Linked DNA regions of Homo sapiens: region 1 is linked to region 2. Evidence: chromatin contacts called from ENCODE Hi-C or POLR2A ChIA-PET data. All regions are on one chromosome and are shown on one strand. Each heading gives the region's core, a stretch centred on a gene start or an enhancer-like site at or near the end of the contact. The rest is flanking DNA. Distances are from core to core; before and after follow the strand shown.

Evidence for each region. Hi-C counts contacts between places; a loop is a spot of excess contacts on that map. ChIA-PET counts read pairs that join two places held with the same protein, here RNA polymerase II (POLR2A). Pooled maps may share reads with other maps.
Region 1: a loop to region 2 is called in a pooled map, with 5 times the contacts of the local background. The contact joins two enhancer-like sites. A Hi-C loop is called at or near these places in 5 of 168 maps with a recorded cell type or tissue (B cell, OCI-LY7, heart left ventricle and 2 more), 30 of 37 single-sample maps with no recorded cell type and 14 of 50 pooled maps. POLR2A ChIA-PET finds 5 or more read pairs at or near these places in 2 of 52 experiments (activated B cell and activated CD4-positive, alpha-beta memory T cell).

What each region holds. Positions count from the first base shown.
Region 1 is chr11:128,829,562-128,837,137 of GRCh38, forward strand. No RefSeq gene overlaps it. Among named protein-coding and RNA genes, the nearest start is that of KCNJ1, 34 kb to the right of the region's middle. Within about 2 kb of position 1,775, at least 14 of the 41 ENCODE cell types and tissues checked have a DNase peak (open chromatin) inside an H3K27ac peak, as active enhancers do.
Region 2 is chr11:128,461,407-128,468,916 of GRCh38, forward strand. ETS1 (ETS proto-oncogene 1, transcription factor) reads right to left here. Exons shown (of 10, transcript NM_001143820.2): 9 at 2,103-2,221; 10 at 1-1,170. The coding sequence ends at 955. Among named protein-coding and RNA genes, the nearest start is that of MIR6090, 57 kb to the right of the region's middle. Within about 2 kb of position 2,110, at least 10 of the 41 ENCODE cell types and tissues checked have a DNase peak (open chromatin) inside an H3K27ac peak, as active enhancers do.

The DNA of each region.
Region 1 (7,576 bases), core at 525-3,024, 370 kb after region 2:
TTGATGAGTGAATGATAGAGTGAGTGAATAAGTGAAAGAATGCATTTATGTTTACTTCTGAGTCTTTTTGGGTACACGTATATGCACATATATATGCAACAAAATTCTACATTTTAAAAAACATTTCACACTTAAAACCTTTTTTAGCTAAAAAAATGTTTATAATTTCTGGTACACACTTCTTTCATTTGATGTTTTGAGGACATTGTCTAAAATCATTCCTTATTTTTAAGATGTGGTGTATGGAGTGTTGTGCTCTCACATCCTGAACCTTGGACACATTTCCTCTTCCTGGACTCCCCTCCACCCATCATTTGACTAACTCTTCCTTTTGCTTCACATTTCACTTCCATGTCTTTTTCTCAGAGAAGCTCTCTCTCCTCGGTGCCTCACACTAGGTAAGGATGCCTTGTGCCAATTCTCCCCTCTGACATTGGTGTGCCCTGTCAGCTGCCCCAAGAATATGAGCTCCATGGAGCTCCTAGTGTATTTTATTTTCTAAATGTGTCTGTAGGACATTGTTCAGTGCCCAAATATTTGTTTAAAATAGCAGGCTGGGCGCGGTGGCTCACGCCTGTAATCCCAGCACTTTGGGAGACCGAGGCGGATGGATCACGAGGTCAGGAGTTTGAGACCAGCCTGACCAACATGGTGAAACACCATCTCTACTAAAAATGCAAAAAATTAGCCAAGAGTGTTGGCGCATGCCTGTAATCCCAGCTACTCAGGAGGCTGAGGCAGGAGAATCACTTGAACCCGGGAGGTGGAGGTTGCAGTGAGCTGAGATCGCGTCACTGCTCTCCAGCCTGGGCGACAGGAGGGAGATTCCATCTCAAAAAAAAAAAAAATAGCGTAGCATTTCACACTGCATTAACTGATTTCCCTGTCATAGTACACTTAGGCTTTTCACCCCTACACATAATCCTGCAACAAACATGCGTTTATGTGAATTCATCTATTAGGTGTCTGTGGTAAAAATAATCCCTTAACAAGGAATATGACTTTGTGGTTAATTCTGTGTCATGTGTTCTACTAATTGATCTTCTCAACAGCCACATGGGGTTGGTTTCATTATCATCAGCTTACGAATGAGAAACCCACAACTCAGAGAGGGTAAGCGAGTTACCAAATTCATATGAAAGCAACTGAAAAAGAATTTGGACTCAGGCCTCCGGGAGACAGGAGCTGGCCTGTTCCTGGGAAAGCCCATGAATTTTGACCCAGACTAACCTGTGCTTTCAAAAGTGCCTGTTCTGCTATCTACAGTTGTTACTGGGATTAAATGAGTAGATACTTATAAAGCACTTAAAATAATGTCTGCTCATAATAAACCCTGTATAAATGTTGAATATATAGATACATAGCAGCTCTGCCCTGACTAGCCGTGTATGGACCATGAGCATGCATCTTAACCTCTCTGGGCCTCAGACTTCTCATCTGTAAAATGGGAGTCATGGTATTATGTCAGCTTTATTGTCAGGAAAATGTAAAGCACATGGAATCTCATAGACTCTAACACATGGTAACAACTTCCTCTTCGAGCCAGTCTAATCTCTCTAGAATGATAAACTTCTATATTTAAATCACAATTTAAATTTTTTTATGTCTTTCACGGTCATTTTATCACCCCAGCAATGACTAGAAGGCCCAATATTTTATATATCTCTGTTAAATATTCTAAGCATTATTAAGAGCTTTCTGGGTATAGCCAAGCCCTCTTAACCGTCAGAGGCAGACTACTTTTCAACCAGGTCAGTTTCACTTTTGCGATCTGGAAGTATATGGCGCCACCTGCTGGCCAAAGCACACCTCGCCAACAAAGTGCAGGTTAGTTCAGGATTGCCCATTCTAGTAGGATCCCCCCTCGACCCCTACCCTCCCCTGTCTTCACTTCCACCCAGGGGGAAATCTGAAGCACAGGATGGGTCAGCAATCGACTCTTTCTGAAGCTGGGTAAGACACATTATTCCTCTTGAACAGGCCCCCCTGCAGAAACTTAGGGACCCTAAGTTTCTCCACTTATGAAATAACAGGGTAGGGTCAGGCTTTGCCTAGGTCCCTCTCACCGCTAAGCTTCTAGGATTCTGTGAGTTCACCTCGGAGGCAGGCACAGGGAGGAAGGTGAGCTACTGTGTCTCAGGTTAAAATCAAGCCTGGAAATGGAAAGCAAGGCCAGGAATGTAGGCTGGGAAACGATGAGGCCCAGGACAGAGGAAACGAGGGCACAGCATGGGACCCCCGCTCATCAGCCAGACCCACCCTGCCTTGGCCTTGCCCATCATCGGCAGAATAATCATCATCACTCAAACTACCGCTTATTGGGAGCCTATATCAGACACAGTGCTAGGTTCTTTACATAGTGTTTTGTTAAATATTATTTCATACTATATCTGTACACTATCCCTTTAAGGTAGGTATTATTGTTGTTCACAACTGGAAAAAAGACTCAGAAAGGCTAAGAATTTGTTCAAGCTAAACACAGCCAATAAGTGGGAAATCTGGGATTTGACCCAAATCTGTCTGTCTTCAAAGCCCCTGAACCTTGCACCTTATTTCTTGCCTTCATCCCTCCTCCTTCCTTGCCTACTTTTTTCTTTTATGCTTCATCAGGCTGTGTTTTTCCGAGGCTATCACAGGTTCAGGTTGCATCTGGCCATTGATGTGGGGAACTGAGATAACCATAGGGATAATTGTGGTCTCTACTTGCCATTTTTAGTTCAACTAAAAACAACTTTGCTGGTGGCCTCAACAGCCCACTCATTAGTGATTGCTTACTTTCACTTTGTTGGTGTAGATGAAGGTGCCTCCGTGTCTTCCCTTCCAGTGAGGGCTTCCCAGCTTCCTCAGATGCTAAGTGCAACTGTAGATACACGTGGCCTCTGTGTTCCCAAAAGAAGCAGTGCAAGGGTGCAGGGCTTTATCCATTCCCAGACTCACCTGCCTTTCTGATCCTGGCTACCACCTTCCAGGTGCATTTTCCTTCAGGAACAGTGACTGCCAGGCACAAAGTTTGTGGGTGGCTCCAGGAAAGGGGAGAGGCACAGGAAAGAACGCTGGGCTAACTAGCAGGCAGGCACCCTGGCTTCTGACCCCTGCTTCCCCACTTCACAGCTACATGACCTGGGCAAGTCATAGGGTCTCTGAGACTCAGTTTCCCATCCTGAAAAATGGAAATGACGACACTTTCTCTGCCTCCCTCAAAAGTTAGTTTCTGCCTCTAATTCTCTAATCTGTCCCTCATGCCAACACAAGAGATATAGTCCCAAAATACTTGTTTAATCATCCCATGCCCCCTCAAAGACTCTGGTGGTTTGACTGATCAAGCCAGGACTCAAACTCAAGTCGGCTTGGCACCAAACTTCTGCCTCTTTGGACCATTCCTTCCACGTGGCCATGCTGTGGCCATGTAAAACTGCACGGCACTTCCCAGAGCCCCCAGACACATTCACGCTCCTGTGGCTCCGTCCGTCTGGAACATGTGCCCACCTGGTCACACCTCTCTACCCTTCGCCTTTCCCTCTGTCAAGTCGTAACCACACTTCGAACCTAGATCAACTGCCTTCTCCTCCTAGAAGCCTTCCCCTGCCTCCTTCAAGCACTTTTTTCATACTTAGTTTGTAGCCTTTATTCATTTCATTAATTAACTTCATTTCCATTTTAATATACTTGCGCACAAAATTTTCCACACAATGGTGAGCTCCATGACCCTAACCCCAAAGGGTCAGAGGATTCTAATCAAAAAGGGGTTATCCAGAATGCTCTGGGAATTGAATCCCCCCTCTCCAGCCAAGCCCCCACCCCATGTACTGGAGTGGGATGTCTCTCTTGAGGATACTTCTGATTTTCTACCCAGCCAAAATTCCAGGGAGGTTTGATCCTCAAAGAGCTGTTGGTCCTGGGCAGACTCTCTCCCACTGGGAGCCCGGTTGAGAGCCCAGCTTATTCCCCAGCAGGGTAGGCAGAATCAGCCCTAGAGTCACCCTGCAAAGAGAGGGAAGCTTTCAGGAAGGCAAAACAGAAAAGGCCACCATCTCTCAGGCTCAAAACTGCACAGCAGGGGCCTCTGGAGCAAGATCCCAGCAACTACTGCAAGAGCACCCACGAAGGTGAGGGAGGGTGTCGCATAGATGTTGGTATTATCAGCACTTATCCCTACACAGTGATCTGCAGAACATTCTATTAGGTGAAGAAAACCCTGCAGAATGGTGTTTCTAGAGTGTTACCTTTTGTGTAAGAATGGAGCAGCATGTAAATACTAACATGTCACATATGCATTGCTTACATCTTTCACAAAGAAACCGCCACAGGATACAACATAATAAAGATGCTTACCCTTTATAGAACGGGAAGAAATAGAGTGGAGGGCACAGGAATGGAAGCATGTTTTCTAAACCCTGTTCTGTGGTTTTGAAATTATATAAATTCCTTGCATAATTCATAAAAGAAATGGCGAAATCAAAAAAGGAAAACAATAAACAGACTTTAACGATTGCAAATAAATGGAAACAAATGAACCTATGTCCAGTTGGTACCTAATCACACGGAGAAAAGAACTACTTCAAGTGACTTTATCACTGTGTTGATTGTACATTGTTATATAAAGAATATCTATAGGATGGATGATTTAAAAATGTTTAATCCCAAATACTTTTAAGACTGTAATCAATAGTCTTATTGTTAGCAGTGGAGTCAATATTGTTTTTGCTGAAACTATTATAAGCACATGGCATAAGACAATAAAAAGATTCTCCCCGACATCAGCAGTTTTCCAGTTTAACTCTCGTCCTCTGAACTGGCTGGAGCTCTGGGATCTTTTCTGCAGTAGGCAGGACCCTTGCTTCCTCTTTTTTGCCTCCCCAGTGCCTGGCTCACAGTAAACCCAAAATAAGCATCTCTTGAATTGAAGACAAACCCAAAGCACCAGGATTCTACTCAAATCCCCCCAACTCATAGCCTATCCCAGCTGGGACAGACCCCTGCAGGCACTGTTCTTGTCCCCCAGGCCTCCACTGGTCTCCATCAGGCCCTGCCCTGGGCTCTGCTTTCTTTGCCCTTGAAGCACCAGGCGCAGGGTTTGCTCTGGGACCAGTGTCCTCCCCTTCATTCCTCACCTTCAAACCCATTGCTCCCACCTCATGTTGCCATATGCACAGCCATTTACTTTCAACAGATGGATTTTTCACATCCATTATTTCATTGAATCCCCTCCTTAACTCTATTACAAAACTCCATTCTACAAATAAAGAAACTGGGGCTTAATGAAGTTAAGTCATTTTTCCAGGCCCCTTGACTAATGACTGGTCAATGACATAGGTCAGTCAAAAGCTCATTGGACAGATGTGGGTTTGAATCCACTACTAGCCATGTAGACCTTGAGCAAATCATTCATTGGTTTATTTTATTCATTATAACCATGTATGGATTGTGTGAGGAACTCTGCTGGTGCTAGGAATACAGAGGTGAGTAGAGAACACAGGGGCTGTTCTCCAGGGAGAATGGAGGCTCCACTTCCCATGTCAAAATGGAAATAATATCTGCCTCTACATCAAAGACTGAAATATAAATATGTGTGTGTGTATGTGTATACATACATATGCACACACATAGTTTTTAATTATATATATATAATTAGTATATATATTTAGTGTTTGTGTATATTTAGAGAGAGAAGTATGTGTATTAGTATTAGGAAGATACTTTGCACCAATGGGCTAATCAAATCTTCAGGACACCCATGATACTTCCGTATACTGACCTGGTGGATGACCTAGAGCTCATGGGAAAAGACTGCCTTTTCCTAGAACCTGCAATTCCAGAGATGTTCGTTCAGCACTCGCCAGGGCTCTGTCTTGTGCTGAGCAATGAGTGGTTTCTCCCAAAGTATAAGACGCATCCCAAGAGCATGCGCCAGTCATCCGTGGGTTTCAGGGAAGTGTGCGATGGCCCTGGGGAATCTGCTCAGAGGATGGTCCCTCCTAGGATGTCGACGAGGGATTTTAAACTCATGGGCTTTCAAAGCGGACTGCCCGGGGTTTGCATGCCAGCCCTGCCATTTTCCAGGTAATGTCTCTGGACACCTTCCTTACCTTAGCTGCCTCAAGTGGAATAAAGGTATAATCATAGTCTTGACCTCATAGGATTGTTGGGAAAATTACATGAGGGACTGCATATAAAATGCTGTAAACAGAACCTCGGACATGGTAACAACGTAGTAAATAACTCCTAGTAAATAACTTTCTTCTGCCACTGCACAAGCCTTGGGGTTTCCCACTTGTCTGAAGGATACCGATGTCTTCCAGAACACCCAAGCAGTCGAGAGTGCGCTGGGTAGAGACGCACCCCAGCTCCTGGCCCCTGCAACCGGTGGTGCAAATCTCCCTCTCCAAGGGGCTCAGCTCCAAGGAGTCCAGCTGGGTGCATCTGGCTGGGGAGATTAAATTATTTTTGAATTCCTAACTGAATGTTCTTTTAATGGAAACTTAATGACAGGCATTGAAATAGATTTCCTCCATAACCCCTCCTCCCACCCCCCACGGCTCTGCCTTGCGCAGTTCCCGATAACCTTTATTCCCTGCCCCTGGACTTTTATCTCCCCAATGACAAACAGCCCTTGCCGGACAGAAAGAGGAAATTCCAGTCATTGTTCTCAAACTTCTGGCTTCCAAAATAAAATGCTCTATCTCCCCTGTCAAGCTTTGATTGACACACACTTCCTGTAATGGCAGGCAACAACGGCCCAGGGGCGGGGCCGGGTTCATTTGCATTCTTTCCATCAGAAGCTGTCCTAACGTTTGTTCTAGACAGGGAAAGATCCCCGTGCTATTCACAGAAGCATCCTGTTGAGGACCCATATTCTGTTTCATGAAAAATCCCCAAGGAAGACACTTCCTCAACCGTCTCTGCAATCCGCCCAGGGAGTTCTTCTGGAAGGTCCAGTTGCACATCCCCTTAGTGATGGATAGAGAAGGACAGTCACCTATCAGCCCATGTCTTAAAAAGGCATGGCAACACAAAAGGATCTTTCCCTTCTACCTTTTCTCTCTTAAGGAATAAATAATTTTTAAACATTTAGTGCTTTCCATTAAAGACAACCTCCCAAATCTTAACTCTTAAATATTGGAGCTTGAGCCAACCTAAGTCCAGGAAGATTCAACCAGGATCAAACGCTCTTAGTCAAAATCCCCATAGCAACAGAGATGAACTGGGCAATTCAAAGAGAATCAGTCTCAAGGAAAATTTTGAATATAATAATGCATCATGGGATGCAGTTTTTCACGAAGGAAATTAGAACAGTTGACATGCTTTTGAAATCAGCAAATAGAATAACCCAGCATCTGTAGCAAATAGCAGTACTGATGTAGTCAGATTCCACCGGGAAAAATGTCACTGCATTGTAATAAAAAGGCTGCCTTTAGCAGTGGTGTTAACCTACAAGCAGTTTGGCCTTCTCAGGCTATTTTTCATTTCTCTTTACTACTTGAGCACCCATTCCCTTGTTACCCCCTTTCTTAAAATGCACAGGAGTGTTATGCGCTTTGGGGTTCCAGCCACTCCTTAGACCTATCAAAAGTTACCT
Region 2 (7,510 bases), core at 860-3,359:
GATGCAAAATACATTCAGTTCAAAGACTTAATGCTTCTTAGCTCAACATTAAGTCCAAACCCCGAGAATCCACTGATAACAAGTAAGTAAAGGGATGTGCTAATTTTTTTTAATTGTAGATGACATTCACACACATAATTCCCCTGTACCCAAATCAGCATTAATTGTCCTTCTTATATAAGTCCCATGAATTTGGGATCCCTGATCTCAGTGAGAGCGTTTTGCTTTTCCAATGGGGTCTATATAAACAGTTTTCTTTCATTGTGACAGAATCCTCAGCCGGCAAATAAAAACAAACTTACATGATATTGCAATACTGAGACCACCTTAGAGCTTAAGACGATTTTTAAGAAAAAAAATACTGGCACAAAATTTAATAAAATAAATTTTAACACAACAACGGTTTTGGCCCCTCCCCACTGAAGTCCATCTTTGCTTCAAAACTAGAGTGATAGGTAAATAGTTCTCAGATTTTCAGTGCATCCCCCCCCAAAACATGTTTCATCCCACCCACCTCTTTTTTGCCCTCCCAGACCTAAAAACAGAAGCAAATTAATTGCCTTACATCAGTTTCATGAGTTCTGATGTGACAATGTCACTTGCTAATGGGTCCACAACTCAAGACACTTTTTCATGGATGATTTTTAAAAATGATTGGACACATTAGTCTCTTTCTCTGTTAAGCCAGAGCCTTCAAGCTTCTGAGAAGGCCCTTCTCCCTCTCCTGAAAATTTGCTCAAGAATTTCTGGTCCCACCCACCCCACAAGTCCTGGCTTTCCTTTCCCAACTGCGCACAATTGATTACAGCTGCAACTGACTTAGCTCCCACCCCTGAAGGTAAAAAATGAGTTCTGGAAAATAAAAAATAGAATAACAATTCAAAATTCAGAGTCCAACCAACACGGCTGTCCTTGGAAGGTCTCAGCAGGGTTTCCCCAGCCCCTTCAGTGCCATCACTCGTCGGCATCTGGCTTGACGTCCAGCATGGCGTGCAGCTCCTCAGGGGTGTACCCCAGCAGGCTCTGCAGGTCACACACAAAGCGGTACACGTAGCGTTTCCCCGCTGTCTTGTGGATGATGTTTTTGTCGTAATAGTAGCGTAGGCCACGGCTCAGTTTCTCATAATTCATCTTAGGTTTGTTTTTCCTCTTTCCCCATCTCCTGGCCACCTGAAATTTAAAAAGAAAAATAAAGGAGGAGTAGGCAAAAATCTACAAGACAGGCCAAATATATATGTTTCTATGCCTATGCTATACCCATTCATGGTGACCCATGATGCTCAAGTAAGATGATTTGAGATTCATGTAGATATAGAAAATATTTTTCGGGCCTATCTCCTGAATTCCATTTTTCATGGGTTGGGCAAGGATGGGAGTCACAATGATTCTTTAAGTTGATGAAAACACAGTGACCCTGAACTAGGATTAAATATGTGACTTTAAAAAACAAACAAAAAGCCACACTATACATTCTCCTCTTTCCGCATATTATTAGTAAAATCTCCTTGCTTTGCAAGCATGAAATCTAACAGGGAAGTGTGAAGCGGAGGAGCTGAGCTGCAATCATACCTGCCTTTCATCAACAGGAAGTGTTTTTTTTCCATACCAGGGCACAAATATTTTCTCATGTCTGCCAGAACAAAGATGTTGTCTCTCCTGTTCATTGTTTTTTATCCTCAGAATTGGGCATGGCACGGAACCACTACTCCATAAACATGTGTGTAATGAAATAAGAAACTAATGAGCCAATCTCCCAAGGCCTCTTGAACTGTCTGGCCCCTTTCACACTCACAGAGCCACCGGGCTAGGAAGAGGCTAAGTCACAGGAGGCAGCTCTATGGGTGATAACTGACCTACTGCCAGGCACGTTAATGCCTTCTATCAGCTAATCCTGTAAGACAAATGGGGTAACATAGATCTTTTCTCTATTTTCCAAATAATGAACCTGGAGCTCAGACAGGCTACCTAGCTTGCTCCGGGTGGCAAGTGGCAGAGCTGGGAATCCCAATCCTGGAACACGTCATTCAGGCCCACGCCACCCCTTCCAGGAGTTTTCTCTCATCCTTCCTCAACACAGTACTCGCAAGCCCCTCCTTCCTTACCTCATCTGGGTCAGAAAGTTTGAATTCCCAGCCATCTCCTGTCCAGCTGATAAAAGACTGACAGGATTTATCAGTGAGTAATTCCAGAAGAAACTGCCATAGCTGGATTGGTCCACTGCCTAGAAACACAAGCCATTGTGAATCATTACACCAGATATTCAGCACTCTACGCAGCTAATCCCCACACACGGCACTCCCACATCCCTCTTCTCTCAGCCCATCCAGCCAGGAGAAAATGAAGGCAACAGACAGTGCACATGTCGGAGGAAGTGTTATGAGCTCGAACAGATAGAAAAGACAAAGGCCTCCCTATAAAACAAAAGCATGGAAGAAAATGTGTCAAGTGCTTTATTTTGATTAACTTAAGGATCGGTTCATTTTTATTGCTAAACAAATTCTAGAAAGAGAACACTGTGCCTATCCTCTGGGATATTCTAAGGCAGCATAATCTTTTACACCTGCAAAAACTAAGTCATTATTTTTGCCTTCAGAAGTAAGAAACATATTAACGAAGGAATGAATGTCTTTGCCAGTTCCAAACACAAGTTATGGCTCATAAGCACTGCTCTGTAGTAGGGAGCCTGTGGCCCCTGATTTGTGAGTAAGAAGGATCACTATCCTCCGGCCCTCTTACAAGGAAATAGATGTTAAATATCTGTTCAGTCATAATATTTCTCTCCACTGCCACCACCCTGCCCTTCCAGTCCACTTACAGGAAAGCACCCAAAGGAAAAAAAAAAAAAAGCATCATTACTATTTGAGGAATTAACGTGCCACCCAGAAAATCCTCAGGGGTCAGATGAGGACTGTCAGAAATTCTGCATAGGTTCAGTATATTCTAAATTAGACACACACACACACACACACACACACACACACACACACACACTTCTCTGTCTTAGCCATCAACACTCTGACAGTCAATTTATTCTATGCTAAAAGGTTTATATCACACCGATTTCCTTTGAGGATACTTTTCTCATCTGAAATGACAATGCCACCAGTGATTCTTAATTTATAGGTGTCGGTGGAGAGACAAATAGGGGTTCAAAAGTCCATGCTTCTTGTTACACTGCCCCTTATAACATAAACAAACTGGGCAGAGCGGGACTGGGAAAGACCCAGTCCATGTCTCTGGATACAGCCCAGGAAGCACCAGCTCCTACAGGAAAGCTTTGCTCACTAAGGCTCTAATTTTTCACCGGAGTTGCAAATTTGTCTGATCCAAAGTAAACTGAGATTTAACAGGAAACAAACTTTAAGTTCCCTCTCAATCTAAAAAAGAAATTGCCTTCATAATCCATAAGGGTAATGTCTTGTTGTATCTCATATTTCTACAAGACATTTTCACATGCATCGTTGTGCTTGCTCCTAAAATCCACACCCAACCCTCTGCTGTAAGGAGAGGCACAAGTGGTCTTACGGCTTCCTTTCTAATGGTGCAGAAAAAGTGCTCAGCAAAGTACTGTGACTTTGCTCTGAGCCACGGTTAGCGAAATGGTGGTTCTGGGTCTAGTACCCAGGCCTTTAGACTCAAAGGACCAGGGCAACCTCCAATGAAGTAAAGAAACAGCTACTGACACGAGCTATCATCCCACAGCCAAAGGAAGTCCTCCTCCAGTAACAACTTCCTAATGGTGGTTTCCAAGGCTCCTCTCAGCACTTGCCACGCTAAATATGAAAACATGAAATAGCTCTACCTCCTCTTTCTGAGAATGGACCATTAGCTCTTTAAAACTATCTTGCAAGAAATACCTTACATGTATTCCACAATAAAATGGCTCAGTGAATGCCTATAAAATAAAGTAACATTCGAACAACAGCCCAGAGGGCCGCACTGGTAAAGCCGTAGCTTCCTCTGTTTCTACTTTCATTCAATAAAAACCGTTTCGTATTCAACTCAGGGACATTTGCAGGTTTCTTGGGAGTTGCCTAAAGTCATGAGCTACTTGTTTTCTGCCTGGGCTCACAAAACTAACCGTGACATTCTCAGAGGAATCCACTGAGAAGCCATCCTAACAGGCACAAAGAAGTAAAACAGCAAATCGCTCTCAAGAAATGCAGCTGCCAGAGCCCTGGTCACAGAATAGGTTTCTTGGAGAAACTCACGATAACTATAGAGACTGAAGAGAGACATGAAGAAAACCATTCTATCCCAAAGCTATGTAAAAGAAGCCTCGGAGGAGAGGGGGTTGCCTTAGACCCTGACAGAGAAAAACTAATGAGTGCTATGCTTGACGGTGCACCTACTACGCCGCAGACACTGTGAGTGACGCTCTACACTCGTTTCCTTCATTCCTCCCAATAATTCTGTGGGGTGGATGCAACTGTTGTGCTATTTGTTTCTACCACTTCACAGCAGAGAAAACTGACACACTGCAAGGCCATTTAGATCAGCAGTGGAGTAGCCGGGACTGGAACCCATGCAGCCCATCCCCAGGTTCTTCATCTCAATGCTACGTTGCCCCTGGACAGGACCAGGCCAAAGGCCTGGCATCTAAACTGCCTGACTGAGTGCAATGTTCCAAGGGATAAGGGGACCTGACTTGAAAAACTCTCTCCCCTACTTCTCACAGCAGTTGCAGGACACGGGATAGCCAGTGGTTCTCCCAGTCATCCGACCACCAGTGGCCGTGCCAGGCCCCGCCATGGCATCCACCTCCACAGGAGATATTTCCAGCATCCTCTTGTGGTAGCCATTATGTTACATTACTTCATTGTTTCTCCTTCCCAATGTTCACCTTTGAACCTCTCTCCCACTATCTGAAAATCTCTTTGGGGCACGGGGTCTCATGACACCAAGCCGAGGAAAGGGATGGGAAGATCGAGATCCTTCCCCCGGATGAGTCTTTGGCAGGGAGCTGTCAGCACATCTGCTGGTGCTGGAGAACAGGGCCCAGGAGCACACTGCAGTCTCCTGCCCTTGGGACTTGGCAGCCACAATGCAGAGAAGGGACCTTCAATTCCCGTGGTTTGCACCAGCTCCCAGAGGACGAACCCTCTGACGGAATGGTTAGTTTTCCTTTTCTACCAGTGCATTTTCCAAACTGAAATGTCAAGCAGTCATAGGCTGTAGATGCCCTGCCCTGCCCTTTCTCTGTGATGTCAGCATACGGGACCCGGTGAGTCTGGGACAGGGTGAGTACTCGTCAGAGGACTTTTGTCCTCATTGTGACTTTTCCTTTGTTCAAAAGGAATGAAAGAAAAAAAAATTAAATTCAGGCCCTAGAAGCCCAAGTCCTAGGTGCAGAGCTCTCTAACTCTTTTTTTTTTCTGTTTACACCCAAGGAAAGAGGGAGGATAGATAGGAAAAGCAGATACCTAAAGAAATAATGGGAATATGAATGGGAAGAAATCTCTCCCGTTGGCTTCATAATAGGACAGTCAACATAACAGAGATGTCAGTTCCTGGCTCCCTCCCCCGATTCCTGTAGAGAAACCCCACAGGCGCACTCCAGCCTAACTGGTGCACACAGGGCTCACCCTTCAGAAAGCCCACATTTTTGTACCAAGTGAGAGGAGTTCATGATGGCCGCTGAAGCGTCCCCTCTAGCACCTTTTTGCTGACTCCTAAACTGCCTTTTTGTTGTGGGGAGCAAGAGAACTAGGAAAGACATGGAAATGTTCTTCCAGCCAGAAACACTGGGCCAGGGTGGGCGCAGTTCCTGGCTGGGCCCGTGGATGGTCTAATACAGGAGCCTGTCTCCACAGCAATGCATCACCCTCACTTCAGGTCTGGGAGGGGACTTCAGGGCCACTTGGAAACCCAAAGCTTAGAGGCAGCTCTGGGGTTGGAAGGCACACTGGCTACACAGATCCACCAGCGACACCCACATCCAGGCCCATCAGAAGTTCTCACACCCAAGATTGGTGCAGACAATGAATGAGTCCAGCACTCCCAGTTACGACTCTTCTAGAGGGTGTTTCTGTGTGCTTAGCGGAGGTCTGCCCAAATCCACAGGGCTCCAGGACCCCATCCCTTGCCCTTGCTCCAACATATCCTAAACTTGTAAAGCCTCTTCCTCCATTCCCCCTGCAACTCCCCCTTATCCCTGTGCCCAGCCTCTTCCACCTACCCAAATGGACTGTGGTCTCAGTGACCTTTGTCCCCTAGAGCAGAAAACGGTACTAATAATAGCGCCAGTCATGGGAAGGGGAGCTCACATGTTCAATGTGACTCATAATGGTGTCCCTGTCTGGGATCTCCAAGGCAGTCAACAGCACCCTTCACGATGCTGCCCGGGAGTGTCACACATCAGGAATCCAGTGGCATCACTGGGAAAGTATGCTTCTCAAGTCGAAGCTCTGAGCCACAACAACAGAGGGGTCCCTGTTAGAAGGAGGTCTCTTTCCAGAGCCATGCGGGCGGGAGAGCACCACACACACACTCCACACACCCATCTCCCATGGCACGGAGCCTCCACACCCCCTGCTGTCTGCTCCCTCTCCACCCTCCCTCTCAGGCGGCTGCAGGGGAATTTCCTTCTACTGCTTTGTTCTTCTCAGCCTCTGGAGAAGAGGACAGTTCTTACTACACACTGACAGGTCTGATTTGAAGAACGTGCTACAAGCTCTGAAGAAGAAATACCAGGTAGGAACTTGGAGAGCTCCCAAGCCTACAAAGCAAATCACACCAAGGATGTTCACCCCCTAAGGGGACCCCCAAGGCTCCTCAAATCTAAGGCAACAATCTCACTTTTTAAAAAAAGTAAAGCTTCAAGTAAATTACTGCTCATTTGGGTCATATTTCCTTGTCTGGGAGCTGCAAGGCCCACTATCTGTCTCAATGAGGAGCTGGTTATTAAAAATCCCCTGCTATTCTGGTCCCTTGCCCTGAGGCTGAGAACTGAGCAGCATAAATACATATATAGCAATGGGCTAGGACAAGGTGTTAGTAACATGCTCTTGATGGAAATCCCTTCCATTTCCCGATTTGTCAGTATCATTCTTCTCATTTTCCAGATCTGGGAGTTGCCTGCCTGTGACAAGGACATCCTCACAGCAAGTGAACAGGGTCAGGTTGAACTTCACTTTTTCCTTCTACTCCTTCCTCATTTCCATTTCAACCACAAGTTCTCACTCTTGTCACCTGTGCTCTGCTGAGAGGAGAACACAGGAGTTTTCTTCCAAACAGAAGGAGGTCAACGCTGGGCAGGCACCTTCCCAGGCAGTCTCCTCATATTTCCATAGTACATGGCTTACACCAAGACCACCCCATTGGTTTGGTCTCTGTCCATTTCTCCCATCACTAGAATATATGCTGTAAGGACAAGGACTTTGTTTTTTCACTGCTTCAACCCAAAGCCTAGCACAGTGCCTCACCAACAAACACCAACAAACAAAAAATTCTTTGCTGTTGAATGACTGTGTCATTTGACATGTTCTCCCTGAGAACACAGACTATATCT